Linked DNA regions of Mus musculus: region 2 is linked to region 1. Evidence: chromatin loops called from intact Hi-C (ENCODE). Cell type or tissue: left cerebral cortex. All regions are shown on one strand. Each heading gives the region's core, and the rest is flanking DNA. Links, peaks and the distances in the headings are about the cores only.

Evidence for each region. A loop is a pair of places that touch in the nucleus more often than their neighbours do. Peaks named below come from ENCODE experiments on the same cell type or tissue, not always from the same donor. Only the 100,000 strongest peaks of a DNase experiment are listed, where the experiment ranks them.
Region 2: it touches region 1 in a loop (2.0-fold over the local background); 1 of 42 quality-filtered maps calls a loop at or near these places.

The regions. Positions count from the first base shown.
Region 1 is chr16:22,654,278-22,659,652 of GRCm38, reverse strand. It overlaps Dgkg (diacylglycerol kinase, gamma), which reads left to right and starts at 2,422. Exons shown (of 25, transcript NM_138650.2): 1 at 2,422-2,704. In left cerebral cortex, for the core only: a CTCF peak has its summit at 3,077; DNase peaks (open chromatin) are centred at 2,986, 3,436, 3,683, 4,470 and 3 more places; H3K4me3 peaks cover 2,670 bases; H3K27ac peaks cover 1,940 bases.
Region 2 is chr16:22,764,917-22,770,291 of GRCm38, reverse strand. No RefSeq gene overlaps it. Among named protein-coding and RNA genes, the nearest start is that of Gm30416, 25 kb to the left of the region's middle. In left cerebral cortex, for the core only: a CTCF peak has its summit at 2,654; DNase peaks (open chromatin) are centred at 1,426 and 2,647; H3K27ac peaks cover 453 bases.

The DNA of each region.
Region 1 (5,375 bases), core at 170-5,169:
TCTTTCAGATCCCGTGCCCAGCCTGCCCCATCCACATTTTGTTTTATCAGACTAGCTGTTCGTTTTGCTGCTCCTATCTCTCATGCCTTCCATACTGCTCTGACCTTCATTATGACACTTTTCCTGCATGTCACTAGAGTGGAACTCAAGCAGCCACTTCTTAGCCTCTGTCAGCAAGGCTTCTTGTACTGTAAGTACCCTGTATCTGCTTAGATGTTTAACTCAGCACCACCATTGAATCCCCCAAAGGAATCTATTCACAAACCCTCTTGTGAACACTTTTGACTTCATAAACATATTTTATAGGAACAAGCACCTATTTACCAATCTTTATAAGCATTTCTGTTCTCCAAATTCTTGCTTGGCACCCTTTGCAGAGTTTCTTATTATTATATAATAACTTCCCTAGCATGCCAAGTTGGATCGCTACACTCTACTTCTGCCTGCCTTCCCCATTTATGCTATCAAGCTTATTATTTCCTTATTGTCAAAGACAGAAAGCTCCATGTTGTCCCAACTCTTGCCTGCAGCCATGCCTTCCCTATCCAGGCTCTCCTTCAAGTTAGCCTTCTCTAGAATGAGTCCGGACTAGGGAGAGACAAATGGTTTTCTGTGACACATGTGCAACTGTGGTTGCCTCCTCAGGGATGCAATTCAGAAGAGAAGAACTGCATCTTCCACAGTCACTCAGCCCAGCACAGCAAAGACATATACAGTAAGATTACAGCTCAATGGAGATGGTGTATACAGTAAGCCTATGCCCAGTGAAGATGTATACAGTAGGCCCATGCTTGGTGAACATATATACATTAAGCCTATGCTCAAGGAAGATGTATACAGTAGGCCTGTGTTCTGTGAGTATGTGTACAGTAAGCCTGTGCTTGGGCCTGCCTTTTTAAAAGACAAGACACTAACATTTCTAAGCCCTTTCTGTCTTTCCATTCCTCTTTTCTCCCAGGTGAGGTCCATGACGGGAGTCAGTGCGAAGTGCCTGAAAAGATAGCAGGAACTTTAATAAATATTCTCGGAATGAGTAAGTCAGTACCTGACATGGAAACAAGAAGATGAAGGACAAACTCACACACGTGTTACAGAACACCCTCACACCAAGTGTGTCAGCCTGGCTGAGGGCAGCTCTGAGAAGCTACCCAGGGGCCCTGGATCAAAGAATGGATTGTGGATGAAGTGTGAGCACAGGGTATCATCCATCCATCCATTGGCTTTGCCCTTATCATCATGCGGAAGGAAGTGTAAGAGCTCTCAGGACTTCTGTTCTGTCTTGGTTCCATCACCCCCTGCTAGTGGCCAGGGATGAGTTAACCACTGGGTCTTTCAGTGCTTTTCAACAGTCACGTCTGCAGCTTCCTCCCCAGATGCCTAGACACACAGTCCCCTGCTCCTCTGCGTTCCGAAAAAAAAGCTTTTCTTGGCTGCAGTTCCACACAGGGACCTCCACTGCCCACTGGCAGAAGAGAATTCTTGGCTGTGGAAACGGGTGAACTCCACATATTTTACAGATGAGAGTAAACTCCTGGTGACTCTAAATGTGGTGTGAAACTGACAAAAGTCATTCTGTTGAAATAACATCGCCGCTGCTGCCACCCTACGCAGACACCCGCGTCATGGAAAGAAAAGGTCCCACAGGTCCCCGTGCCTCTGCCACTGCAGCCTCTTGGGCCTTATCCTCAATCCCACGTCATTTTCTCTAATTTTCTACTTTTCCTTTTTTTTTTCTAGTTCTCTTTTTTCTTGTGCATGTATATTTTGTTTGTTTTAGAAGTGTTTTATTTGTCCTGTAGGAAGACTACCCAATGTCATGCAAAGACAAAGGAGAAAAATCATAATCTTTAGTCCTGAGACCTTACCCATCCATCAGAGCCCCTTTCTGCTTAGCTAGATTGATCCCGACCATGTATGCCTGCAGAGGAGAAATAATCACCAATCTGCTGCCACTGGGTCAAGATTGTCAGAAATGTCCTTCTGGACGGGATCGATGACAATGGACATCAGAGACAGCGAGTTCCTAGAAAACAGAGAACTTGTTGATTTATTTTTATGTTAATATATTTTTCTTTGCTTTGGTTGGAATATTTAGGCAGCTCAGACCCCTAGGTTTCTAGGTTAAGGAACGTAAACAGCCAGAGGACATTGTATTTTTCAAGTAATGTCCTCTACCTTGATGTCAGCTGGTTTCTCACAGCCACCAACCAGCACTCTGACCAAAGCCCTGCCAGCCAGGAGTGCCCTGATCATGTACAGAGGTTCCCACCCAACGCATCCGTGGGTGTGCGAGTGTGCGCGCAGCACGTGTTTATGTGTGTGCACCAGTGTGTTTGTGGGGTGCGCGTGTGTCTGCGCGCGCGGGTGTGTGGCGGGGGCGGGCACTGCGCCCGGGGGGCAGGGCTCCGCAGCGAGAGTGGCAGCTGGACTTGCGATGCTGCGAGGGACAGGGTGCAGAGCCGCAGTGCCGTAGCGGGTAGCAGAGGCAGCCTTCCCTTCCAGCAGCGAAGGCGGAAGACCCCGGGGCGCCAACCCTGGTGGCTGCCTGATGTCTCCGCCCCAGAGAGGGCTGCACCGGGAGATCGCCCGGGCGCCCGCTTCGGTCCCCTTCTGTCTCTCGGTTCCTCTTTCCTCCCAAGTAAGGGAATAAGCGGCTAGGAGGGAGCGCCCCCGGCAAGCGCGCAACCAAGTGTTGCATGGTGAGGTAAGACCGCGACCGCGAACCAGGGATCACCAGTTTGGGGGGACCCGGCAGCAACTTGGAGAGCCAGGGCAAAGCAAGAGTGGGTCCCGCGATAGGGAAAGGAACTGCAGACGAGGCCCCTGCGCTCATCTTGACCGCGCCACCTGCCACAAACCCTGGCCAGAGGGGATGCGCCAGTGGACTGGGCAGGGTGGGGCCCCCTCCCTATGTGGTCGGTGCAGAAGCGAAGGTGTGCAGAGGACAAGCGGCCTTGCTTCGGGCAATTTGCTGAAGCAACTGGTCAAATGCCATCCTTTCTTACGTTGACTCCAGGGTATCCAGAGCGCGGCACAGGGAACCCGAGGGCTGCGGGGAGCAGAGAATGTCTTTCTGCTGTCTGGCCGCCAGAGCCTCTGACAGTCTCGCAGGGTTCTGAGACTTTGGGACACTCCAAGTTCAAAGCCTCTAGGGTGGTGGGTTTAGAGAGAAGCTGAAGAGAATACAGACACCTTGGCAAATAAAAGGGGTAGCGTCGTGGGAATCTAATATCGGCCTGTTTCTTTTGGGTCACAAGACCTGTCTGTGTTGGTATCTCTATAAGGGAACCTCCAGAATTACCTGTGGGGCTGTGAGGCCGTGGGACATACACGAGAACTCCTCAAGACCCCCGCACACATATCTCCTGATGTCTCTTTCTTCAGAACTAGTGAACTAGAATTTGAGGAGGGGGCTGTGGAGCTCGTAAAAGCCCTACAGGTGATTCAGGGGCTCTGCCTCCATCCCTGCTGTGGACAGGGAAGAAAAGCACCATATGCAAGCAGTCCCGTTGTGCAATTCTGGGTAGCTAGGTAGCGGAGAGACCCCTCCCTCAGTCGCCGGGGGTGGGAGGAGGAGGGCACCAGGAGGGTCTGCTGAGGGGCCAGATGACATGTGACTGAACCACAGTGGCGTTCAAGAGTGCTGGGTGGACCTGCGGACTCACTTGTCCCGGCTGCTAGATTATCTGTCCGTGCCTCATTAGCATACGATGGCCTCCCTGTGGGGAGCAGGACCTAGGAGAACTGTTTGTCAAGCTTTCGGTTCGGGGCCTTAGGGGACACATCATAGATCTAGAGATGTACAATGACCACCTCCAAACATCATGAGGGACAGTAGTCTGCCCTTCTGGTCTGGAAGGGGACATCGACTTTGTTATCTTGGTGCCTGGGATTCAGTGTTCATAAAACGCAGCTTCAGGATCCACTTGCTGGAGTACAGGGTATCCCCACAGTCAACAAAGGACTGAAGGAGTGACATTGGCTCACGGGGCAAACATCAGAAAACAAATGTGTGTGAGAACACACACACACACACACACACACACAGAGAGAGAGAGAGAGAGAGAGAGAGAGAGAGAGAGAGAGAGAGAGAGAGAGACTGTTTACAACTATAACCTTCTCAGTCTATGGGTGTCCCCTAACATGGGAAGATGTTTCTTGCTTAAAGGGTTGTATTTGCCAGAAATTTTACTTTGAATATAAATTATACTCATTAAATAAAACAGCTGCAACTAAGCTAATTTCCTGTGGTGCTTCTGGTCTGATCTAAGCGCCTCCCCACCCCCATCCCTTTAACATGTAACTCCAGCCACCTAGGCATTACCGTTTCCGGGAAAGATCTGAAGGTGGTGTGTGTATGTGTCCCATGTTTCTGTGTGTATGTACATGCCCCGCGCCTGTGTGTGCATGTTCAATATCTGTGTGTATGTATCCCATACTTCTCTCTATGTGCATGCCTCCCGATTTGTATACATGTTGTGTGTGTGTACTCGCACAAGAGAGAGAGGGAGAAGGGGGGAGGGGAGATCCTCTATCACTTTCCACCTTATTTTTAGAGACAGGGTCTCACTAAACATGAAGCTGACTGATTCAGCCAGACTGGCTGGGCACGAAGCCTGGGAACCCTCCTATCTCTGCCTTCTCCGGGCTGAGCCACAGCTGCCTTGCCCTGCTTGGCACATTGTGTGAGGACTGGAACTCAGACCTGCCATGCCTAAGCCACAGATATTTGACTGATGAGCCACCTCCCCAGCTCCCATTCACTTGATGTTTTTATGTAGTCTCTTGTTCAGATCAACCAAAATTATGAGGGGAAAAAAAATAAACATCTGAGCAGCTTGGAATGTAGAGTCTCCTCCTGTGGAAGGTGGAAGAAACTCCTATGACCCCAGCTTCTCAGCTGCCCACCACACACCTCACCAACAAGCGTCAAGGACCCCCATCCCCCGCTCCACATATCCTGTCCCTCCTTGGGACCCAGCAGTTGTGAGACTTTGTGTCTGCCAAGGCTGGCCCCAGCTCCTCCCCTGGAAGGGAAAGGGGAAGTGCTGTTTCATTGTGGGTAACATTCTTTTTTTAAAAATATCATATTGTATTACAACATCATGATAGACTTCTAATATAATAGTAGTTCCTGCCCAGTGCAGAAAATTTGGGGAATTAAAAGTAAGAAAAAAAATTATATTGCCCAAGATTCCTACCACTCAGACCCCACATTTTTAATACATTGACATATTTCTCTTCTGTCTATTTTTATGCCTTGAAATCATACGCTCCATAGAGGGCTAGCATTTGTAGGTAACCTAATAAATGTACTTTGCGTGGTTTTAATCATTTTATCTTCATTATGTCATTTAGTCCTAGGAAGTCCCTCT
Region 2 (5,375 bases), core at 62-5,061, 110 kb before region 1:
AAGGGAAAAATTATGTAATTACATTTTAATTTAAGAAGAAAGTAGAACGAGCCATTGGGAGAAAGCCAGTAAGCGTTCCTCTACGGCCTCTGCTTTAGTTCCTGCCTCCAGGTTCCTTCCCGGCCTTCTCTTCATGAGGGACTGTCCTTTCCCTCCCCAGGTTGGTGTTGGTCAGTGTTTATCACAGCAATAGGAAACAAACAAGGAAAATGGGCTTGAGTTGTTTCAGATTCCTTCCTAAGCAAACATTTGCGTCTGCATTTAAGAAAAAATGGATTTATCCCTTTGAAAATGACCAATTCAGACATTTGACCTATGTAGCAGAATGGTGCAAGACTCAAAGCTGAGCTTTGGAGCCTGCCTGACACATATCACTCTTCCAACATGACAGGCAGATCGACTTCACTAATCCCCAGTTAGTCTGGCGGGGGGGGGGGGGGGGGGGAGGGGGGGGAGGGGGGGGCGTGTTCCTAGTGTTTGCAAGTGTTTTCCCTGCCCACCAGCAAAAACGACTAAAACTGCCCTTTCCCCTCTTTTACATCAGCTTCTGTGTCAGAAGTGGGAGCTGAAGGAAACAGGTCAGCACGCCTGGCTTTCCAAGCTGCTCTTCAGTGAGGAAAGGGGAAAGCACATTCCAGAGCTGGCTCTGAGTGACACTGAGCTATGTCCTTGGGGTCCATTACATGGGCTCTGTGCTTCCCAGAGAGGGCTGTTTATTTATTTTTTGTCACCAGCTCACTGAAGCCCCTTTAGGAGAAGTCACACCGTGACATCTAGTGCTCACCCCACGGGTCACAGCCTGGTCAAGGATGAGTGTGGGGCTTACAGCTGGAAAGGCTCTCGTGGAAGATTAGCTCTTCTTGTCTCAGGGCTCTTCATGCAGTTCCGACAGACCAGCTAAGGGACCTCCCTAGTGGCGTTGGGAGAGATGGTGTTATATCTGGTTTCATACAAAATTCCTTGGGTGTAAGATCCACACTCCAGAGATGAGGAAACCAAGGCCTGAAAAGGAGACTTGCCAACATGCTATGCCATTCCACCATCGCAGGACAGAACCATCTTGTAAAACTTTCTCCTCAGAGATGCTTTTGAACTGAGAGCAGAAAACTTGTGCATTGGTCTCCAGGGTTGAGCTGCAGGCCTCTCTATAGAAGAGACAGCACGTCTTTCTTCTCCCTCCTGCTATCTTTGGCATGGTTTTGAATGCCAATCTGTAGCCCTTTGCTTTCTCCCCCGAGGATCTGAATATTGGGTACTAGAAAAGGAGCCATAAAGAGGGCTCAAAGGAGCAGGAAGGGCCATGTCAGAGTAGGAGCCAGAGGGAGAACTAGGCAGTGGGTGAACAAACATCTCTCAGGGCTTCCCCAACACCCACCGCACTTTGGACAAATTTTCCTTATTTGTCTGTAAAGGGGATTTCGACTCATTCAAGACAAATTCATCCGGTTGCTAAGGCGATGATGGTGTTGTAGTCATCACTGCCATGGAAACCCTTCCACTGGCATAATATAAATATTTTCTTTTAAGAATAAGACGGGGAGTTGAGTGGGTGATAAGTTATTTTCTAATGCTCATGGACTATGGACAGAGCCTACAAATGGACGGAGAAAGGACGGGACCAAATTAGCTCACATTCTATAGAGTTCACAGAACAGGCTGTTTTTATTTATTTGTTTTAGATATAAAAGCCAAAAAATGTGAGGAGGCAAAAATACCAACTAAAATAGTCCATAGTTATGCAGTGCAGAGAAAGAATGTCCTGTTTTCTCTTGTTTCTCTCAGAGAGCCTTTGGACCAGTGCAACGGCATCTGTAGCTTCCAGGTCTTCCTCTTCTCTTTCTAGCTCCTTCCCTTTATCCTTCAAGACCTTCTCAGATGGAGGATGAAGTTTTCAGGGTCCATCAATGCTAGGAGGAAGTTCCAGGAGTAGTAGGGAATAATGCCTAGAATGGGGCTTGTCTTGCCTCCTTTGTGGTTTTGGAAGTGGGAAGCCACCGAGGTTTCTCACAGTCTCTACACAAGCACATTTTCAGGGTGGTACGGAGACACCAATGCATCCTTGTGAGAAATCTCCATCACTTAAGCATGGAGACAGGACCTGTGAAGTATCTCCTAACATGGAGACTTCAAGGCTCCCTGGTCTCTGCTCGCAAGAAGAGAGATAGGAAGATACCCTGTGTATAATGTCTCACTTTAAATCCTAGCATGTCATAACTTACAATCACCTGGGAAGAAAGGTTCCCAGAAGATGAGGTTGGCCAATGGACATGTATGTGGGGGATGGTCTTAATTGTTATTTGGCCCAGCCAATTTTGGGTGGTGTCATCCCAGGGAGGGGAGCCTGAAATAAGAGAGGAAAGAGCGAGCAAGCAAGGATCCAAGCATTTATGCTCTCTCTGCTCTTGACTATAGATATGGTGATTTAAGTATTTGAACTGACTCTTTCACAATAATGGACTATAACATGGAATTACAAGTCAAATATGTCCTAACTCCCCTAAGTTGCTCTGTGTCTGGTGTTTGTCACAGCAACAGAGAGAAACTAGGATTGACTAGCAACGGCAAAGCTACAGTTAAATAAGAGGAATGAGGAATAATGTTCTTAGGAGGTTGTCTGTAGTAACAAGAATTTACTGTAGGGGGCAGACAAGGTGGTTCCTTGGGTAAAGGCACTTGCTGCCAAGCCTGAGGACTGCAGTTCAATCCCTGGAACCTACTTGGTGGAAGAAAAGAGCTGACTCATGCGGGTTGTCCTGACCTCCACACTCACTCTGTGCCATACATGTCCAAGCCACCAATCCCACTTCATGCTCAGAGATACAATAAATATATGCAAAACTTTTAAAGAATTATTGTACGTTCCAAATCAGCTGGAAGAGAGGGTTTTGAATGTTATCATTATGAGGAAATGATAAATATTTGAAGGGCTAGATTTGCCTTCTGACTAAATCACCACACATGGTTACATGAATTAAAATATCAGTCTTACCCCGTGAGTATGTACAGTTACTATGAGCCAAGTTAAAAGAGTTGGTTCCAAGTCTAATTTTGTCATCCCGAGAACCCAGTGTGGGGCAGAATGCACCCTGGAGAACAGGGTCACCGCTCTGCCGGCCTCTAGAACATTTATGTCATGACTTCCGCCTACTTTTCTGCTGTGGGAATTTTGCTGGCCCGGAGCATCTGAAGAAATAGTTTCACAGAAGGCACGGGCAGGCTATGTGATGACAGGAGCTGGAAGCCGCAAGGATCCCGCATCTTGCTCTTGAAAGGTTTCCATAGGCTCCCAGGGGGGTGGGGGTGGGGAGTAAAGGCGGAGTTCTCCTCATCCGGTGCCATTTGTGACCGCGCTGGCCCTCCTAAGATGTGAATAGGCCTGAGAGAAGAAGAAGGTCCCTGTTTGTTCCTGTTCCTGTACATGCTCCGTGGGCTGGCCCGAGCGATCTCTCAGTCACGTGAGGAGGGTTAGGAGCTTTGGCTCAGACACAGCCTGTAACAGGGAAACAGCACCATCGGCAGGCAGACAATAACCAAATTTGGGGAATGAGTTCAGGCCCTGAAAATTACTAGAGTTCTATCACCGAGCTATAGACTTCTGGCCCCAACCCCTTGACTTTCTATTTTGAGACAGGTCCTCAAAAAGTTGCCAGGCTGGATTAAACCCACTCTGCAGTCCACACAGGCCTTTAGCTTGTGGTCCTCTGTCTCAGCATCTCAGCATCCCAGGTAGCTTAGATGACAGGCCCCGAGTCTCTAGACTTAGCTTGGAGGGCTCCTTTTTTTTTTTTTTTTTTTACCTCCCTGCTCCCACTCTCCTTCTGGTTCTATGTAATCTCCAATAATCAATCCCTGATTGATTGATTGATTTCTACTGCTTTGTCTAGAAACAAGGGAAGCAGGAAAAGACAATAATTGAAAGAGTGTATTCTAGAAATGTCTTCAGTCTTTAGCTACAAATATAATTCCTTTTATTAATTTAGCTCCTAGTGATGTTACTTTTTGCTAACTTGTCATCCCCTCTCCTCAATTTTTAAAAGAAGATTTTATTTTTGATTTTTAAAATTTTATGCGTATGAGCATTTTGCCGGCTTGCCCGCATGTGCACCATGTGTTTGCCTGGTTCCTGTGGATGCCAGAGGAGCATCAGATTCTCTGGAGCTGAAGTTACAAAAGATTGTGAGCCACCACGTAGGTTCTAGGAGTCGAACCCAGGTCCTCTGCAATAGCAGCCATTGTAACCACTGAGCCATCTCCACTCCGTTTCCCAGATTTAAATTCTGTGTTTGGTCAATTAATTGCCACGAATATCATTGCATATTTATCAATGAATAAATTCCCCTGGGTCTTGTGTCCATCAGACAGATTCCAAGGAGTGGGGCTTGTGAGTGGGACAATATATAGGTTTTCATTTAAAAGACGAAGCAAGTTGACAGGCAAACAGCCACTACACATTTCTTTTTCACTTCAGCTGAGCCATAGTGTCGAATCTAAATGTCACACTTGACACAAGAGAAACCCCGGCCAACTCTGGACAAGCGGTGCTCTGGCAAAGTCTGACGGACTCTTCGCTCACTAGAATTGCAACACTACTTTCTGACACACTTTGAATGCTTGCTTACTTGGATGCTGTGAGGAGCTGATGTTATCTTTGGCTTTATTCATGGATTCCGGCAAGTCAGCCCCAAATCTTTAATAGTAGTTGTTGCAGCTTCCTTTCTGCAACTGTGATAAAATACCTTGACAAAAGTCATTTAGATGAGGAGCGGCTTATCTGGCTTACATTTCCAGGCTCCATCACTGAGGGAACTCAAGCAGGAACTCGGGATAGAAACCATGGAGTAACACTTCTTGTTGGCTCACTCTGAGGCCCGTGCCTATTTGGCTTTCTTATACAGTCCGGGATTATCTGCCTAGGGATGGTGCTGCCCACAGTAGCCTAGGTCATTCTACATCCATTAACCATTAGCATAATTATTCACAGATATGCCCATAGGACACCCTGCTCTGTAAAATTCTTTGAGACTCCCTTCTCAGTGCATCAAATGGACAATTAAAGCTAACAAAGATTGGTTTCATGAATTATTAATTTCTAAAAATCAAAATGTCATATATGCAAGCTTGAAAGCCAAATTATCCTAAAATGACCATGTTGAAAACACCCACCTTCTACTCACTCCTTCACTTACTGTCCTTCACTGTTGTTCCTTAGAGATAACGACCCTCACTCTTTACCCAGCTCTTCTAGCCTTTGCCTCAATTCCCCTTTAACTCTCAGCCTGCTATTATCAGTTATTATTTATTTCCTCTGTGGTAGATGAGGTTTTATCACTCCTATATCCTTTCTTCCCTCCTGCAGTTCCCAGACAGAGTTATAT